2 separate regions of the Homo sapiens genome follow, and region 1 is linked to region 2. Evidence: read pairs that join two places in POLR2A ChIA-PET (ENCODE). Cell type or tissue: HepG2. All regions are shown on one strand. Each heading gives the region's core, and the rest is flanking DNA. Links, peaks and the distances in the headings are about the cores only.

The links. ChIA-PET counts read pairs that join two places held together with the same protein. Peaks named below come from ENCODE experiments on the same cell type or tissue, not always from the same donor. Only the 100,000 strongest peaks of a DNase experiment are listed, where the experiment ranks them.
Region 1: POLR2A ChIA-PET joins it to region 2 with 6 read pairs; 5 of 35 experiments call an interaction of 5 or more read pairs at or near these places.

Annotation. Positions count from the first base shown.
Region 1 is chr10:102,552,370-102,558,689 of GRCh38, reverse strand. The region is part of intron 3 of SUFU (SUFU negative regulator of hedgehog signaling); the gene reads right to left. Among named protein-coding and RNA genes, the nearest start is that of SUFU, 52 kb to the right of the region's middle. In HepG2, for the core only: no CTCF peak of the experiment used is centred there; no DNase peak of the experiment used is centred there.
Region 2 is chr10:102,657,190-102,662,870 of GRCh38, reverse strand. It overlaps TRIM8 (tripartite motif containing 8), which reads right to left. Exons shown (of 6, transcript NM_030912.3): 6 at 4,553-5,681. The coding sequence ends at 5,517. Among named protein-coding and RNA genes, the nearest start is that of TRIM8, 16 kb to the right of the region's middle. RefSeq lists a silencer at 1,544-1,603. In HepG2, for the core only: no CTCF peak of the experiment used is centred there; a DNase peak (open chromatin) is centred at 4,353.

The DNA of each region.
Region 1 (6,320 bases), core at 2,327-4,826, 100 kb after region 2:
AGAGGACTTCCCTCCTATTCCATGTGCTTGGAAGTGATGAGCAGAGGGAAGACTTTCAACGTAAATCCTGGTGGTCCATCTGGACCACTGCCACCAACCAAGGTGGTCACATGGCCAGACAGAACTAATCTGTGTCCTACCCCAGAACTGATGTAGAAATGTCCAAAGTTTAAAGCCTTGGCTGGGCGCAGTGGCTCGCATGTGTAGTCCTAGCACTTTGGGTGGCCAAAGTGGGTAGAGCACTTGAGCCCAGGAGTTCAAGACTAAAACCTGGGCAACAGCGAGACCCTGTCTCTACAAAAAGTTTAAAAATTAGCTGAGGGTGGTGGTGTGCACCTGTAGTCGTAGCTACTCAGGAGGCTGAAATGGGAAGATCACTTGAGCCCAGAAATTTGAGGCTGCAGTGAACTAAAAAGGTGCTATGGTACTCTAGCCTCTAGTCTGGGTGACAAAGCAAGAACCCTGTCTCAAAAATCAATTAAAAAACAGGCCAGGTGTTGGGGCTTGTGCCTGTAATCCCAACACTTTGGGAGGCCATGGCGGGTGGATCACCTGAAGTCAGGAGTTCGAGACCAGCCTGGCCAACATGGTGAAACCCTGTATCTCTACTAAAAATACAAAAGTTAGCCAGGCATGTTGGTGCATGCCTATGGTCCCAGCTACTCGGGAGGCTGAGGAAGGAGAACTGCTTGAACTCAGGAGGCGGAGGTGCAGTGAGCTGGAATTGTGTCACTGCACTCCAGCTTGGGCAACAGAACAAGACTCCGTCTCAAAAAAAAAAAAATCAGTAAAAAACAAACAAAACACCGAAGTTAAAAGCACAAAGCCCTGTGCCTGCTGGGACTACAAACTGAGAGAAACTGAAACTAGGAATGATGGTGCTCATCTCCCCAGTGGTGGCACATGGGGAGAGTCTGCAGAACAAGATCAACATACAGAGAGTCATAGCTATAGTCATAGCCCAGAGGACCCCATTTGAACATACAGATCAAGCCACACCTGAAACCCTTGTTGTCCCAGTCACCTGAGCCAATGAAGTCTGTTATTGTTTTTCTTTGTTTTTTGTTTTTGAGACAGGGTCTTGCTCTGCTGTCCAGGGTGGAGTGTCCAGTTGTGTGATCATGGCTCACTGCAGCCTCGACCTCCCTGGCTCAAGGCAGCCTCGACCTCCCTGGCTCAAGTAATCCTCCTACCTCAGCCTCCTGAATAGCTGGGACTACAGATGCATGCCACCATGCCTAGCTAATTTTTTCAATCTTTTCACTCTACCCCTGTGGGGTTTCACCATGTTGCCCAGGCTGGTCTCAAACTCCTGGGCTCAAGCAATCTGCCCGCCTCACTGCCTCAGCCTCCCAAAGTATTGGGATTACAGATGTGAGCCACCACGCCTGGCCCTGTTATTGTTTAAGGTAGTTTCAGTTGGGTTTCTGCCATTTTCTTTTTCTTTTTTTTTTTTTTTAGAGGCAGGGTCTTGCTCTATCACCCAGGCTGAGTGCAGTGGCATGATCACAGCTAACTGTAGCCTTGACCTCCTGGGCTCAAACTCAGCCTCCCAAGTAGCTGAGACCACAAGTGCATACCACCACATCAAGCTAATTTCTTTTTTTTTGAGAGGGAGTCTCGCTCTATTGCTCAGACTGGAGTGCAGTAGTGCAACCTCCGCCTCCCAGGTTCAAAGTGATTCTCCATTCTCCTGCCTCAGCCTCCTGAGTAGCTGTGATTACAGATGTGCACCACCATCCAGCTAATTTTTTGTATTTTTAGTAGAGACAGGGTTTCACCATGTTGGCCAGGCTGGTTTCGAACTCCTAACCTGAAGTGATCTGCCTGTCTCGGGCTCCCAAAGTGCTGGGATTACAAGTAATGAGCCACTGTGCCCCACCCATCTTCCTTCCTTCCTTCCTCCCTTCCTTCTTCCCTTCCTTCCTCCCTCCCTTCCTTTTTTTTTTTTTTGAGTCTCACTCTGTCATCCAGGCTGAAGTGCAGTGGCACGATCTGGGCTCACTGCAATCTCCGCCTCCCGGGTTCAAGCGATTCTCCTGCCTCAGCCTCCTGAGTAGCTGGGATTACAGGCACGTGCCAGCACTCCCGGCTAATTTTTGAGTTTTTAGTAGAGACACGGTTTCTCCATGTTGGTCAGGCTAGTCTCAAACTCCTGACCTCAGGTGATCCACATGCCTCGGCCTCCCAAAGTGCTGGGATTACAGGCCTGAGGCACCATGCCTGGCCCATTTTCTTATAACTAGAAGAATCCTAACTAAATCACCCTAATCTGTCTATATCTAGCCATATCTGGAAGCCTTCACTGCCTCTGGATGCTCTTCATTCTCAGATCTCTCCCATTTCTACTTCCTTTTCTCTCCAGCTCAGCTTCCACCTCTGCGCAAACCTCCCAGAGGGTAGCTGTCTGCCAGCAGGTCAGGGCTGTTATAGAAGCCATCTGAGTCATGCTTCAGAGCAGGCTTCCAAGGCTGCCTCATACAGCTCCATGGCTGGCTGTGGGCATCTCCGCCCCCGCCCCCACACCCACCGGAGCCTCATCGTTCCCCTTTCATTCGCCTCCCACTGCCTTGATGCTATTTCCAAGGCTGGGTTGTAGGACTGCGGATGTCACTTAGATCTGGAAAAGCAGGTCTAAACAGTTCACTTGCTTGATTACACTGCTGAGCATGTTCTCACGTGCAAATGGGTGGGTGGAGTGCTCCCCATAAACTCACTAAGTTTAAGGTGGACAGCACAAGTGAGGCAAGACCATCAAACAGAATTACAACACTATGTACGTAGGCAGGTATATCTGTGTACACATCAAACATAAATGACACACGTTCTGTACAGTACATATGCATGTAACTCTTGTAGCGTGTAACCACACAGGGGTAGAGTAATGCCTACAAGTCACAAAGGAGGTGCTCTGCAGCAGCAGCTGAGTGATCTGCTCTGAGAAAACCTGATAGACCTACACCCAATCTTACAAAATATTTACAATAAGGGGCAATTACTTACACTATAGAAAGATTCTTCACCTTATTAAAGGATTTACTACAAGGTCCCACTAAACTGCATAGGCTCTACCGGACTTAGAATAGGGTTTGATTTGCCTAAGACTTCACAGGCAACTACATAAATCAACTACAAAAAACCAAGGAGCCACACCTGAACTGAATGTTTTCAGCTATATAATATGATGTACAAAACGAGGTAATTTTATTTGTATCAATATTACTGATTTTCCGTGTGAGTAAGATAATGCCTCCAAATGTCATCATGTCAGCTGAGGCTGCATATCTGATTCAGGGACGAGCAAGACATTTCCTAATACAGTTTTGCTGTTAAGTAGGGTCTGTCATTGAGGAAAAAAAAAAAAAAAAGACCAAGGTGTCCATCTTGATCCATATAAAGTTTTTTTTTTTTTTTTTTTTTGTGAGACGGAGTCTCACTCTGACGCCCAGGCTGGAGTGCAGTGGCGCAGTCTCAGCTCACTGCAAGCTCCATCTCTTGGGTTCATGCCATTCTCCTGCCTCAGCCTCCCAAGTAGCTGGGACCACAGGCGCCCACCACCACGTCCGGCTAATTTTTTTTATTTTTAGTAGAGACGGGGTTTCACTGTGTTAGCCAGGATGGTCTTGATCTCCTGACCTTGTGATTCGCCCGCCTCGGCCTCCCAGAGTACTGGGATTACAGGCATGAGCCACTGCGCCCGGCCAATCCATATAAAGTTTTTAAAGACTGAATAATGATAATGATTGCAGGTAAAACATAGTACTTACTGCGTACCAGGCACATTCTAAGTGTTTTACAGGTATTAATTCACCTCTCGATAACTTCATGCGGTTACTATTATCCCTGCTTTATAGCTGAGCAAATGGATGTACATGTTGCCCAAGAAGGCAGTAACTGGCAGAGCCAATATGAATGCAGGCTATCTGGGTCAGGAGGCCACACTCTTAAACCACCACACCATGCTGCTGCCTTGATCTGGCAGTCACAGGCAGATGGAGAACAGTTCAGGCAAGAGGAGTGGGGATGCGGAGCTACTTAAGCTATTAGCAATGAGTTCAGACACACAGTGCTAAGGATCTAACTATGCAGTGAAATCAAACAAAAGAAAAGAATGATGTTGGAAGTCAGGAGACGGTAAGAGTATTGACTAAAAGGAGACGTAAGGGAGGTTTCTAGAGAACTGGTCTGTTTCTCAATTTAGGTGCTGGTTACATGGGTGTATGTGGTTTGTGAAAACTCATCAAGCTGTACAGTTATGTGTACTTTTTTTTGCTTTGTTTTGTTTTGAGACAGAGTTTTGCTCTTGTTGCCCAAGCTGGAGTGCAATGGCGTGATCTCAGCTCACTACAACCTCTGCCTCCCAGGTTCAAGTGATTCTCCTGCCTCAGCCTCCCGTGTAGCTGGGATTACAGGTGTCCACCACCATGCCCAGCTAAATTTTCTATGTTTAGTAGAGACGAGGTTTCACCATGCTGGCCAGGCTGGTCTCGAACTCCTGACCTCAGGTGATCCAACCACCTCGGCCTCCCAGAGTGCTGGGATTACAGGCATGAGCCACTGCGCCTGACCTGTTTTTGTTTTTGTTTTTGTTTTTTGAGACAGGGTTTCACTCTGTCATTCAGGCTGGAGTGCAATGGTGCAATCACCATTCACTGCTGCCTGTACCTTCCAGGCTTATGCGTAATCCTCCCACCTCAGCCTCCTGAGTAGCTGGGACCACAAGCACGCGTCACCACAATGGCTAATTTTTAAAATTTTTGTAGAGACAGAATATCCTTATGTTGCCTACGCTGGTCCTGAACTCCTGGGCTTAGGCCAACCTCCCACCTTGGCCTCCTGAAGTGCTAGAATTACAGACATGAGCCACCGTGTCTGGCCAAGAGCTGCCATTCAGAGCTACACTGTCTGGGTTAAAATTTGCCTTTGTGGCCGGGCGCGGTGGCTCACGCCTGTAATCCCAGCACTTTGGGAGGCTGAGGCGGGCGGATCACGAGGTCAGGAGATGGAGACCATTCTAGCTAACACAGTGAAGCCCCATCTCTACTAAAAACGCAAAAAATTAGCTGGGCGCGGTGGCGGGCGCCTGTAGTCCCAGCTACTTGGGAGGCTGAGGCAGGAGAATGGCGTGAATCTGGGAGGCGGAGCTTGCAGTGAGCCAAGATCACACCACTGCACTCCAGCCTGGGCAATAGAGCGAGACTCCATCTCAAAAAAAAAAAAAAAAATTTGCCTTTGTACCCACTAGATGTGTGATCTTGAACATGCAGCTCAACCTGTGTTGTCTTGCTTGCTGCAACTGAAAAGCTGGTATATCACAGTCCCTAACCTCACATATTCAATGGCACACAGAGCACAAGTCTAAATGTTAGTCATTCCCATCACCATTTAGGCCCATAGCCATGGTCTCCTATCTTAAATCAGTTACCATTTACTTTTCTTTATCATTTTCCCATTATTTAAACAATTTACTATTATTTCCTACCATGTTCTAAAAAAAATTTAAAGTAGATTTGTTTTACCTGTTATTTAAATAATACAATCATATCACAAGAAATCTGGAAAATAGAAAGTCAAGTATTACACTTTTAGGAGTGTAGTCACCCTGTCCCGTTCTGACGTCCCTAAAGTGATCTGCAGACACAAACTACAGCAGGCACATTATAACGACCATAAGTGGGGCCATCAGGTACAGAAAGGGCCTCAGAGCACATATTAGTCAATGTATACTCAACAAACAGCCACAACTTTTATTTTATTTTGAAAATTTCCAATCCTACAGAAAAGTTAAAAGAATGATACAATGAATAACCAAATACCATTCACCCAGCTTCACAAGTTGTTAACATTTCGCCTCATTTGCTTTAGCTTCTCTTCATACACAGATGTTTTATTTTTTGACAATTAAGTTAAATCATTTGAGTCATTTGACAATTAAGTTAAAGACATCAGGTCCTTTTATCCGTTAATACTTTAGCCTTTATCTCTAGCAACAGGGACATTATCCTGTATAACCATAATACCATAATCACATCCAGGGAATTTCACATACAGTACTATTAACTAATACACAGTGTAAATTCACATTTTTCCAATTGTCCTTAAAAAATGACCCTTTTTTTTCAATTCAGGATCTAATCAAGGATCAACAATGCATTTAAACTGCCATGTTTCCTTTAATGTAGAACAGTCCCTGCCCCTTGCCTTTTTATGTCTTTCATAGCACTGGGGTGCGTGTGTGTGTGTGTGTATTTTTTTTTTAGGTGGGGTCTCACTGTGTCGCCCAGCCTGGAATGTGGTGGCACAATCATGGCTCACTGCAG
Region 2 (5,681 bases), core at 3,182-5,681:
CCTCATGATCCTCCCGCCTCAGCCTCCCAAAGTGCTGGGATTACAGGCGTGAGCCACCGTGCCGGCCTTTTTTTTTTTTTTTTTTTTTTGATATGGAGTCTCGCGCTGTCACCCCAGTTGGAGTGCAATGGCGCCATCTCGGCTCACTGCAACCTCCGCCTCCCCTGTTCAAGCGATTCTCCTGCCTCAGGCTCCCCAGTAGCTGTGATTGCAGGTGCCCACCACCACACCCAGATAATTTTTTTTTTTTGAGAGGAAGTCTTGCTCTGTCCCGAGGCTGGAATGCAGTGGCACGATCTCTGCTCAGTGCAACCTCCGCCTCCCAGTTTCAAGCGATTCCCCTGCCTCAGCCTTCCAAGTAGCTGGAATTACAGGCATGTGCCTTCACGCCCAGCTAAGTTTTTGTATTTTAGTAGAGACAGGGTTTCACCATGTTGGCCAAGATGGTCTCCATCTCCTGACCTCGTAATCCGCCTGCCTCAGCCTCCCAAAGTGCTGGGATTACAGGTGTGAACAACCGTGCCCGGCCCAGATAATTTTTTTTATTTTTAGTAGAGTTGGGCTTTCACCATGTTGGCCAGGCTGGTCTCGAACTCCTGACCTCAAGTGATCTGCTTGCCTTGGCCTCCCAAAGTGTTGGGATTACAGGCATGAGCCACCGCGCCCAGCCTAATATTTTAATTTTTTATAGAGACAGGATCTCCTTATACTGCCCATGCTGGTCTCATCAAGGGATCCTCCTGCTTCAGCCTCCCAAAGTGCTGGGATCACCTTAGAAGAGGGGCTGTAGTGTGGTGATGTCTGTCTGGGGATACCCAGGAATCACGACTCCAGCTCCTTCACCTCCCACACTTTCATAGGGTCAGCCCTGCTCCCATTTCTTAGTAGGCCAGAGTGGGAGGTTGGGGAAGGACATGCCTCTGATCCTCCCTCCAGGGCCTCCTCCCCCAGAATTTACAGGCTGCAGAGGTGGGGTAGGGAATCCCCCAGGCGGCTAGATGGGTCCTGGGTCCTGAAGTTGCGAATCGAATTGGTTCTCCCCCACCCTCGGATGGGAGAAGATGAGGGTGTCTTAGGAAGGCCATGGTGACAATGACAGGATCTGAGTGGGAGAGTGTTAGCAAGGCCTGTTAAGAACCCTGAGGTGAGGTCACAGCTTGGAGAGAGGGGCCCTGGGGTGCGGACTCAGTGGGTCAGGGCATCCACCCTCGTCTCCTGCCTCCCACCCCAGGGTGCCCTTTGAAGCTGGAGGGGGCTTTGAGCTGGGGTCTCCTGGCCAGATGCGCTGGGAGAAGGGGTGGAGCCGATCATCCCCTAGGCCTCGCCCTCTCCACCCCCACCCTTCAGACTCCCTTCTTGGCCCAAAGACCGTTTCCGGCAGTTGCAGGGGGCACCCATCACCCCCCAGGCTCCTGCCTTGCAGCTGTTCCCCAGCTGCCCTGCCCCACCCCAAAGACAGCTGGGAGCGAGGCCGAGGGAGGGGGCAGGAGCGGCCCAGCTGCTTGGCTCCGGGCTGGGATGGGGAGGGCGGCAACATGAAAGAGCTGGGGCCGGCAGGCAGCAGAGGAAACCACCCCCACCCACTCCCTCGCGGTGGCCTCGCTGCGGGCTCAGCACATCTGGGCCACAGGAGCTGTCGGCCCCAGTCTGTGGGGTAGGGAGACGTGGTCAGATCCCCAACCCTTCCCGGAAAGGGGAGGCGTGATGGCCTTTGGGGGAAGGCAGGAGGGGAGGGCTGGGCACTGGGGCACCTGTGGCTGCAGCCAGCCCTCCAAGGGGCCACCAGTTCAGGGCAGAGAAGGCCCCTCCGATGACTTCTGAATAAGCCTGTTCCCTGGGGCAGCCCCAGCTCTTTCTGGGCCTCCTCTGCCCCGACCCTTTTGGGAGCTGGGTGACAGCTGCTCCTACAAAGCCAGGGACAGCTGGGTGGCTGGGGACAGCTGGGTGGGTTAGCGTCTCCCTGCTTCCCTGGCTGCCTAGGGAACCCCCCCCAAGCCAACTCTGGGCAGCTGCTGCTTCACCTATAGATGTGTGCCTGAGCGTGTCATTGTCTGGAGTGGGCTTCAAAGCTGGGACATGGAGGGGCTCAAGCCCATCCCATTCCCACCAGAATGTCCCCTCCACATCTCAGTGGATTGACGCACCTGGGGAAAGGGCCTCTCCCCTCAGCCAAAACAAAACTAGGCCAAGTGGGAAAGAAATTAGGCAGCTTTTTATCTTGGCTCCCAACTCTTGGCACGGGGGATGTCTCAGGGCTCCTGAGAACTGGAGAAAGGGACAGTGAGACAGAAGCAGATTTGAGTGGAGTGAAGTGACTGTCCACCGGCACCTGCCCCCAGGCATCCTGCACCCTGGGCTGGAGGGGCACTGTGCTCCAGTCATTTCCCCACTCCCTTTAGCCCCAAACAGGTGCACGGGGAGGGAAGGGGTAGGCCAGCTGTTGTCATACTGCTCCTGGCTCCCTGCCACACTGGGGAGGGGAACAATGAAGCAAGGGTCCACCACCCCACCCGAGTCATCCTCTACTCCCTCAGGGCAGGAAGGCGGAGGCAGTTAGCAAGACCAAGGCTATGGTTTGGTCTGGCCAGCCCCAAAGTCTTTATTTTTCTTTTTTTTCTTTGAGACAGGATCTTGCTCTGTTGCCCAGGTTGGAGTGCAGTGGCAAGATCTCAGCTCACTGCAACCTCCACCTCCCAGCCTCAATCAAGCAATCCTCCCACTTCAGCCTCCAGAGTAGCTAGGACCACAGGCCCGTGGCACCACGCCTGGCTAATTTTTCGTTTTAGTAGAGATGGGGTTTCACCATGTGGCCCAGGCTGGTTTTGAACTCCTGAACTCAAGTGATCCATCCACCTTCAAACTGCTGGGATTCCAGGCATGAGCCAACGTGCTCGGCAAGCCTTTATTTTTCTGAGGGGAGGGGTGGCTAGGGGTCAGTGAGGCTTGGACCACTGGCATGGGACTTTTTTTTTTTTTTTTTGAGATGGAGTCTGGCTCTGTCACCCAGGCTGCAGTGCAGTGGCACGATCTCGGCTCACTGCAACCTCTGCCTCCCAGGTTCAAGCGATTCTCCTGCCTCAGCCTCCTGAGTAGCTGGGACTACAGGCGCCCACCACCATGCCGGCTAATTTTTGTATTTTTAATAGAGATGAAATTTCACCACGTTGACCAGGCTGGTCTCGAACTCCCGACCTCAGGTGATCCGCCCATCTCAGCCTCCCAAAGTGCTGGGATTACAGGCATGAGCCACCGCGCCTGGCAGGAATGGGACTTTACAAGGCTGTCTGCCTTGTCCTGGGCTTCCTGGGGTGGGTGGCATTCAGGCCCGGATTCTGCCCAAACAAGAAGAAAGATAACTAGGCACCCAGCAGATTACAGAAGTGCATGGGCTGCGGACTTACAGCTCTGTGCAGAGCATCAGGCAACAACCGGAGCCTTTTTGAAGGTGAGGCCCCTCTCCAGAGAAGGGCCTTGGGGGTGTCCCAGCTTCCTCTCCCCGCAGTGGCCTCTGTGACAAGCAGCAGGGAGGACCCTGACCACCACAATGGCAGCACTTCTCTAAACCCAGGATATGGGAGAATAGAGTTAAAAATGCAAATTCCTGGGCTCTCAGAGATTCCCGATGAGTCTAAGCTAGGCCTCAGGAATCAGCACCCTTACCCTTTTTTTTTTTTTTTTTTTGAGACAGGGTCTTGCTCTGTTGTTTTGTTGCACAGGCTGGAGTGCAGTGACTTGATCTAGACCTACTGCAACCTCTGCCTCCCAGGCTCAAGCAGTTCTCCCACCTCAGTCCCAGAGTAGCTGGGACCACAGGTGTGGTGTGCCCCACCACGCCCAACTAATTCTTGTATTTTTTGTAGAAACAGGGTTCCGACATGTTGCCCAGGCTGGTCTCAAACCCCTGAGCTCAGGCAATTTGCCTTGGCCTCCCAAAATGTCAGGATTACAGGCGTGAGCCACAGCAAGGAATCGGCCCTTTTAACAAGCTCCCAAGACATGCTTGAGACTTTGAGAAGCTCTGCCGAAGTGGATGGGGGCAGGATGTCTTTTTCATCTTGCCACCCCACCTCCACCCCTCCCAAGGCCAAAGCCCCAAGTCCAAAGGAAGTATGGACCTGAGTGGTCCCCTCTCCCTATGGGGTCCAAGGCCCAGCTAGATTACATTCTGTCTCTATGCCTGCAGCCCTGCACAGTGCCTGGCACGTAGTGTGCACTCAAATATTTGTGGCCTGAAGGAGGTAAACTTTGCAAGACTCATAGAAAGGTGTTCCTCCTTCGTCCTCAGCTAAGAGCACATTGGCAGAACCTCAAAGAGATGCCGGGGCCCAGGTGGCATGGGGCTGGGCCTGGGAGGCCCTGGGCAAATATTTGTCAAATGAACCCAAGGCCAAGAGCAGACGGAGTCAGTGCCCGACGAACTGACATTCACAGGCCTGGAACCAGCTGGACCCAGGGGAGCAAAATCAAGGCAAGGAGGGCAGGGGCCCCTCCCCACACCGACGCCTGAAGATCCCAGGCCTGGGGGGGATAGGGGAACAGGCGAGGCAGGGAGTGGGACTGCGCCATCATGTTTATTAGAAGGTTGGATTTTGGTGTGTGCTCTAGACAGATACAGAATAAATACCTGCGCCTTGAGAACAGGAAGTCCACGATTCATACAAAGTGCTCACTACAGGAAGTTGCTGTGTCAAAATCCAGGCAAGGACCCAACTCCGGGCAGCCCCTCCTCCCTGCTGACCTCAACAAGGGCTGTGCTATTGTTTTTTATTTTATTATTTTATTTCTCTTTATTATTATTAATATTATTATTATTTGCTTTTGCTGTGGTCACTATCATTGGCAAAGTTCCTTTTCCCCTTTCCTGGACATAGGGGTCCTGTCTTTAAAAGATTCCACTCTGAGGCTGAAGGTGCCAAAAGCTGCTTGAGAAGTGGCCTTTGAACTCCGTCTGGGAAGATGGTGAGGAGAAGGAAGCAGGAGAAATCATTCTTGGTTTAAAAAAATTTAAAAAAACAAAAACAAAAGTCGCACAATCTAAAGGTCATTCCTTACTCGATCAGTGATCAAACTGCCCAAAAGGAAAACAAGAGGAGAAACAAGCCCGGGGCCCTGGGCGTTCCTCCCGGGTGGGGTAAGAAGGGTGGGACCCCCAAGCTTTCAGGGAAGCCGAGGTTCCTTCCAGCCACGGGGGTGTGAAGGGGAAGGAGTAGAGGAAAAAAGGAGAAACAGAGAGAGAGCTCAGCGCCTCGACACAGACACTTTCCCATCTCCAGGGCCACCTGCCGTCCTGGCCCAGGCCAGCTCCCACTGTCACCTCTGCGTCCAGGAGATTCATAATAAAAAAAAATCAAAAACAAAGCCAAAACCAAAACAAAATCCAAAAGGAAAAGACCTGGGGCAATGGAATGAGGAAGAGGGGAGGCGAGGAAGGTAGAAGGGCAGGTCTCTGGATGCATAACTCCCGAGCCCGGGGGCTGGGGAGGAAGATTCCCCAGCGCCCCGCCGCCTGCGTGGCGTTAGCTCGTCACGTAGTGTTTGGTGGACGGCTGCCCATACACCCTGTAGAAATCCTGGTGGCCGGGCTGCTGGGAGGCGTCAAGCCAGTCTCTGACCGCCAGGCTGGGAAGGGACTGGGGGACGGAGGGTGTGGGCGGGAGCGGGTGTGAGTACTCCTGCGAGGG